Linked DNA regions of Mus musculus: region 2 is linked to region 1. The links are chromatin loops, found by intact Hi-C in ENCODE. Cell type or tissue: heart. All regions are shown on one strand.

Evidence for each region. Peaks named below come from ENCODE experiments on the same cell type or tissue, not always from the same donor. Only the 100,000 strongest peaks of a DNase experiment are listed, where the experiment ranks them.
Region 2: a loop joins it to region 1, with 2.7 times the contacts of the local background. A loop is called at or near these places in 1 of 42 quality-filtered maps.

Annotation. Positions count from the first base shown.
Region 1 is chr13:115,218,329-115,222,328 of GRCm38, forward strand. No RefSeq gene overlaps it. Among named protein-coding and RNA genes, the nearest start is that of Gm25985, 100 kb to the left of the region's middle. In heart, a CTCF peak has its summit at 1,583 (motif pointing left); no DNase peak of the experiment used is centred here.
Region 2 is chr13:115,123,677-115,127,676 of GRCm38, forward strand. The region is part of intron 2 of Gm41075 (a long non-coding RNA gene); the gene reads left to right. Among named protein-coding and RNA genes, the nearest start is that of Gm25985, 9.6 kb to the left of the region's middle. In heart, no CTCF peak of the experiment used is centred here; a DNase peak (open chromatin) is centred at 1,675.

The sequences.
Region 1 (4,000 bases):
TCTTGCTGTTTCTGGATCTCTTCCTATTTTTTCATGTCCTATGTTAATATCCTATTTTTAATGTGATGCTTGTTTTTCTGCAACAAACCTATTTTTTAAAACATGAATGTCTCCAATTTTATCCATTTTCCCATAACTGACATTGTTTCTTATCTGAAAAATATATGTTATGAGTTTTTAATCTATTTACCTGTTCATGAGTACTTGATCTGATTCTACCACTAGCCTGTAATAACCAATGCTGATGTTAACTTGATAAATTTATTATATGCTGACTTTGGTGCCTTTGGGTACTGATGTAGGAGAGATATCGTTAGAGCATATGGTACTTATATATTTTAAGAATTATTGTACTTATTCATGCAGTTACTACAAAATTCCTCATATTGAGGACATATTTTGGGTCATTACACTTTAGATTCAGTACTTTTTACTATTAACCTATTAAAAAGTATTAACTATCCTTCCTTTGCATTTTTTTCCACTAACAAAGGATTGACTTCCAATTTTACCCTCTTTGCTATCACTCTGTAATTATATAATTACACATAGGTATATCTTATGGCACTTCCCTTTATGTGTCTGTGTACTCCCCTAGTGTGACCTACATTTTCTCCTTTGTCTTTTATGGGGAGTCTAATGGGATATTTAGCATTTGTCAGAATGTAACATACTTGATACTAGGGTTCTGCCTGAAATTCTGGTGTAAAGAAAAGAAGGTATTTTTTTGGAGGGGGTGAGAAACGCCCTTGGCCCTGGCATTCTTCATAGACTTCTCCCCGAGTCTGGGCTGTCAGTCTCACTATCACAGAAGAAGGCTTATCTGTTTTCTCAGACTTCTGCTCTTAGGCAGACATACAAAGGAATGCCAGCAAGCATCCAGGGACGGGCTTCCTGAGACACGTTTATAGCTCGACTCTGAGAAGTCTCATCCGCAGCTATTAAGATTAGGCATCTTACTTTCTTTAAATATATTTCATTACTGCATTTTGAGTGCATCTACTAGTTAATAAAACAGAATACAATATTCTCTTCCTTTTTATGTTCACTTCGTAATCCAGCTACAAATCTTAATGATTTATTCACAATAATAAGAGCAGGGAATTATTGAGAAACTCATATTTACATATATGCATATGTATCACTTCAATCTCCAAAGATTTGAACAGTTTTAATATTAATTACTGTCATTAATTTATAAAAACAAAGCTTGTTTGGAAATTTATATACTTCTATACGCTAGTCCTTGATTATTGACTATAAATAAACATAAATTTGTGTATGATATTCTTTTATTAATTGTGATATTTTGGTTTGGGGATTTAGCAAATGAGGCAACTAAGAAAAGTCAAATATGGCTGTAATTTTAGTTCCACACATTCAGTGCCCCTCATTAACAAGAGAATATCTGATTCCCTTACCACCATTTTTGCCTTACATTTTAAAAGTTGTTTTTCCTAAGAAAAACACATATTTAATTTTATATTTTTCCTGTACTACAGCATGATCATATTTCCAACATGTTTCCTGAGTTGCTTAATAGGTTTTAGAAGGAGTTAAAATTAAGTCATTCTGCTACCTTGTGGCTACAACTTGAAATAACAAATAGTCTGTTTAAGATTTAAGACTTTAAGCTTGGCTGTTAAGATAAGAAAACAAAATCAATACCTGCAAGGAACACTTGATCTAAGTAGAATCCTCAGTCGTTATCAATTTTATCTTCCTTTCTACCCAGGGAGACACCGAGAAGATGCCACTTATGCTGTAGGGTGACTGGGGATGGATTTAGGGCAGATAGCAGAGATGTGACAGAGGAATTAATGATTCCTTAGAGACACTAAGGAATTGAAGTTCCTGGTAATTTTTCTCTCAGAAAGTCAGATTCTGGTAAATCAGAACAAATGTTTTCTTTCTTTCTTTCTTTCTTTCTTTCTTTCTTTCTTTCTTTCTTTCTTTCTTTCTTTCTTTCTTTCTTTCTTTCTTTCTTCCTTCCTTCCTTCCTTCCTTCCTCTCCCTCTCTCTCCCTCTCTCTCTCTCTCTCTCTCTCTCTCTCTCTCTCTCTCTTTCTTTCTTTCTTTTGGGTATTTATTTCATTTACATTTCCAATGCTATCCCAAAAGTCCCCCACACGCTTCCCCACCTTCTAATCGACGACACAATGCATCTACACATACGAAAAATCCTCTGTTCCTTTTCATTCAAGCTAAAGTTATATCAGCCTTTAGATTAGACCAGAGCCACAGTGTCATGAAGGTTTTCCAGGGTCGATTTTATTTTAGTTTTGGCAGAAAACCCTGTTAGAAAAGGAGAGGTAGGCTTCTTGAACTACAGCCTTCAGCATTTTCTGAGGCTGCTGTTCTTCTTACCCGAGTCCCTGCACTTTGAGTCTATTTACGGGTTAGCTTCCATGTTGAGTGTGAGAAACTAGAGGGATCATTTCCCTACCTCTACTCTTTCCCGGGCTGAATGGGACTTGAAAAGAGGAGGAAGCCGTTTCTCATTATTACTTAGATCTTAAGGCAACGACTCAGTCTTCATCTTGTGAAACAATTAGCTTGCATTTATAATCTTCATCACTTCCTTTAACTCTGCAACTTGATGTCTTGGTTGTGAGCCTTGACTTTAATAAATGATCCAGCTCTCGAGTCCAACTCTCCTAGCAAGACACTTTACGTCTTGGGTTGCCAAAGATGCCTTTATAGTTAAGAAAAAAATCTTTTATTTTGTGCAATATTAACAGCAAAGTGGATACTTCAAGCATTTATGCTTTTTTTTAGATGAAATGATCACCCTCCATTTCTTATATGATTGTATTTGATCAGTGTTGTTTATGTGGATGCTTTAATCATTGAACCTTTATTCACTGAAGTTCTTTATAATCTAATCTACAAAATAGACACACATCTGTTCAGTTCTACCACCACCTTTTAAAAAACATCTTTGTCTTTGCAAAGCCCTCTATTTCCTCTGGCAGATGCTGAAAGTATTAATGGTGGCCAAGAGGCTTCTGTCTCTTAATGAGTAGCAGGTGTGGTAAGAAAGCCTTATTATTTATCACTTCCTCAACAGGACACTGTTCTATGCTTGTAAGACATTTACGCTCTTCTCCATCAATGCTGTCTTTATTTCCTATGGAGTATCTCTGTGTCTAAAATGAATGTTACACTTCACACTAAACCTTGACATTCACCACCTCAGAGACTACCTTCACCTACCGTGCACAGTAATGGGGTCAGCTAGAGGAACTCTACTAATGTTTCCCAGATTTGGGATTATTTGAGGTCACGGGGTAAGGGAGTGGGTGGGAAGGGAGGCTACAGAGGAAGGAGATGACTATATTTCTCGATTGAGCTTTTGTTTCTGATCTTTGGTGTGTGAATAGAAACCTTTCCCATAGATCGGCTGCTCCAGATGGATTGGAGCTGGTCCATTTGGTTTTCTTTGTTTGATGTTCTGCTGAGATTAATGAGAAAAACACCTCTTTGGATATGGGATAGTTCCATATCTTAAGGCTGAATCCATTGTCCCCAGCATGAAGAGTCATTAATTGGTATTAACTATATTTCTTTGAAACTGCAGAGTTTAGATTCTGATACACACCTGCTTAAGGTTCTCCCATTATGCTCAGACCTTTCAGGGATTATGTTTAATGGTACACACAAAATTTGAAAAGTTTTATTTTTACTTCTTACTTATGTTTATGTGTGTCTGCATATGTGTGTGGTATATCCATGCAGGCATGAAGAGTATATCATAACTACTGATTCTGGGATTATAGACAGTTTTAAACTGTTTACCATGCATGCCCAGAAATGAACTCAGGCCCTCTGGAGGAGCAGCAAGTGCTCTTAACATCTGCATGCTCTTTCCAGTCCCTTGCTCTATATACAATTTATAAAAAGAGTAATAATTTTAAATTGTAGAAAACTTCATTCACATGATCTTTGGGCTTCAGGTGTCCTGAAGAAGTCTAGGATTTAGAGTTTAAATGGTCTACATT
Region 2 (4,000 bases), 95 kb before region 1:
CCATCTTGATGAATCCACCACATTTTCTCCAATATGCCCTTAAAATAAGCTGTTCTAAGTTACATTTGTGGGAAGCTCTTGTTCTCATGTTAAGAAAGAAACCATCTTGTCAAAAGGCACTGACAGTGTCCTCAAAAGCACATGTGTTTGGCAGCATATAAACATGGGATGGCATTAAAATAGTTTACTATTATTAAACCCCTGTGAATTTGATTTTCCTGTATTTTAAAGTTGCATATACATTCACCTTCCTTGAAGGTCAAGAGATGTATTGTAGCCCACCTAGGGAATTAGCTACTATATTCCACCTAGTGACACTGTTGATTGAATGTTACTTCACAGAACAGTTTTCCAAATGCTTCCAGAAGATGGAGAAAATTCAGAACCAGTGAACAATTATTATCACGATACTCTGCCCTTCTGTAGCTACTTTTACTTCTTTTACTTCAATAAAGTTGAAGAAGAAAAGAAAATCACAAAATCGTGCTTTAAAAGATTTGAAACTTACAAACAGGAAATACAGGCATCAGAGCTTTCTGCTATAGAAAGGGCAGTCAATGACTAAGGTTCTGCTAACTCATGGCACAGTTGTGTATCTCTCAAAAACTATGTAGGGTGACGAATTCTCAGCTGGAATACCTCTGTCTTTAGAAATTCTCATGGTTCTTTAATCATCACATACTCTGAAGCCCCCTTTCAATTGCTGGGGCAGCCACAGAGAGTTGTAAAGACCAAGAGTATGCTAGCCTGTGACCGGAGCTCCGATGTCTTCCTGAGACAAGTCATTGAGGTAGGTAGGGATTTGCTCCACTTAGAGGGAACCATATCCTTCTAAGACAATGCAAGGAAAAGAATGTTTGGGAAGATTTCAGTGGAGCTGAACCGAAGGGTTCTGAAATGCTCACACACACAATAGTAGGATCTGTAACTCTTCAGTTTTTGTTTCAGTTTTCTGAAACATCTTGGGTCAAGGGGAATATCAATCAGCACATTCATTTCTTCTGGCAGAGCTGATAAAAGGACTACAAGGACAGGGAGAAGTGACAGCAGGGCAGGTGGCCAGGGACACAGGCCCAATCATGATAGAGAGAGGATGTAAGGGAAAGAATGCCCTAGTCTTACTGTTGTTTTTGACTTGAAACTACCAACCATAGGGTCTGTTGACACTAATATCCAACCCCTTAAATCTGTTTATCTTTAGGATCTGCCTCTTCTGCTAGTTAGGCACTTCAAAACTATTCAGAAAAGAGACATTAAAAAAACCCCTTGTGTTTCAATTTCCTTTTCCACTGGAATAATACATGCATAACACACACACACACACAATTTATAATAATAATTCTTATGAGTCGTGACTATATGCTGTCTTACTACATATAGATTATTACTCGATATCAAGCATCTTCTTTTATTTAATATTCTTTCATGTTGGTATGATTACCAGCTACTTGATTACATATTTTTAAAAGGAAAGAAACTTTGATGTGCTCTATGAAGATAACGTTCCGAGTTAAAAAAAAAAAATCCATGACCTGCTCAAAAATTTTTGGATGCTCACACTGTGACACAAAACCTCAGACTTACAAACAAGGGTTTCTGGAAGTTTGATACACAAGGTCCTCCACCCATTTTCCTGTCACACAGGATGTATTGGCTTTTGTTGAAATACAGCGTGACACTAAATAGCTGGCGACCACTGAATGTGTTGCTCATTATTGGGATCACTCCATAGAGCTGCATTTACAGGAAATCAAATGACCTTTCAGATAAAATTTCTGATGCCAAATTAAAAAAAAAAAAAGACAATTTAAGACTTTGTTGTGACATTTTTCAGGCATAGAGCTTGAGTTTTATATATGCCCAGAAAACTTTGTTCTTAAATCCTCACAGTCACAGTTAACTTAGGTACATTTTTAACAAACAAGATTTAAGAACTTTCTTCATTTACTTCATGCCTTCTAGCATAATATCTGCTAGGTTTGAACCATGAAGGAGCAAAGTAACATTTTAGCAATGATGCTAATTTCATGGGCATGTAATCAAACACTTAAGCTCAGTAATTTATGAAGTTATATTGCCTTTTTCAGAATATTTGTTTGAGATAAGTTTTTAACATCCTGTTCATGAATTTGTCTACTGTAGGACATAGTATAATAGAGTTATAGACTTTGTACTATTGGTTAATAAAACCTATCCATCATGTCTAATTTCCTGTTGACACTGACTATGTCTACAATTGTGGTTCTCAACTTGAGGACTAAAACACCACTGGGGAATGCATATCACTTATTTACATTATGATTAATAACAGCAGCCAAAATACAGTTTTGAGGTAACAGTGAAATAATTTTATGGTTGTATTTTACCATAGCATGAGGAACTGTTTTAAAGGGGCACAACTTTAGAAAGGTTGAGAACCACTGGTCTAGAAAGAAAAGGCAGAATTGGGTAGAAGGAAAGATTATTCACATTGCTGTCTGAAGTCTCTCCAGACAGTCTAGTGACTCTTGCTTTCAGAGAGGATACACTTACCATGTAGCCCAAATAATTTTCAGCAATGTAAATGAGCTAAAGAAGGTCCTGTTCTCATGAAACTTTTTTTTCCCTTTTGGTGGATGGAGTTGGGAAAGAATAAGCAATAGACAATAAGTGAATATTCACACATGAATAAATGTAAGAAACATTATTACAATAGAGTGGCAGTGGCCACCATTAGGATACTGAAAGAAGAGCTTCTTTGACAAATGACACACAATGTGCTGTATGACTGACAAGCTTGTGTCCATCATAAGGATCATCCACATGATATGGTATGATGTTGCTAACCAACTCCTCTTTCAAGCTGGGGTTTCTCTATCTTTTGACTAAATCTAAATGTGGAGCCGTCATACCACCAAGACCTGTTAGGAGCCATTCTCCACTTCAGAGTCATGAAAAGTACAAAATAAAGCATGCGCCAATCTCCTTGGGTCACATATTTTCCACTATTCATCCAGTGAGACTGTGTACAGTTTGCTCAAGAAGTCTGGAGGAAATACAGATAATAAATACATGTGTCATGAGGAAAAAGCAAACTAATTGAGATTGGAGGGATGACTAAGTGGGTAAGCTCACAAGAAAGCTGCTCTTACAGGGATCCAAGTTCACTAGATAGCTGCTCAAGTTCAATTCCCAGCATCTATGTGGAGCAGCTGGAAACCACCTATAACTTCCTATCAAGGGGAAGCTGATACTTTTTTCCTGGCCTTTACAGCTATCTACACACATGTGGCATACTTGCAGATACACATATGTTGCGGATAGCTCTGGGGCTAATTGTATTTGATGTTAATTCTGCTCTCCTGTGAGAAGTTGTGAACAAGGAATGAGTCAGCACTCAGGTGATTAGAGTAAAGTGGAGCAGAAGCACCTGGCCTGGAAAAACCCCGTTACAAGGGGTCTCTTATACGGGGAAGATGGTGGTGTAGCGGTAGATCTGCCCAATCTAGGCACACAGCATGTATTCATTTTAACTGAGTTGTGTTTTCACTGACCGGACTTATTTGTGTTGGAGAGTTACTGTAACACACACACACACACACACACACACACACACACACACACCTTAAAAAATAAATAAATCACTCATTGAAGGGCAGCTATTTGTAGAGGCAAATATAAAGTAAAACCAAACCTGGGTGTGAGTATGTAGACGTTGTATGAGAAAGCAGAGCATGCACAGCTACCATCCCTTTGTACTTCTTATGTTTCTGTCTACTGGACTGTGAAAGGAAAGTATTAAAGGCAGGGCTCAAAGCAATAGCAACACAATTTGTGCTGGAAGTGCAAGGAATTGATAAGACATCAGACCATGTTGTCCATGGTAAGTAGACTTAGTGATAGTACTCTACCTTAGAGAAAAGATGAGATTGTTTGTTTGTAAGATTAATTTTGTGTCAAATATCAAAGTCAGGTTAGTAATAGTCCAGTTACATGCATCTAGACTCTCCTTCACTATGGC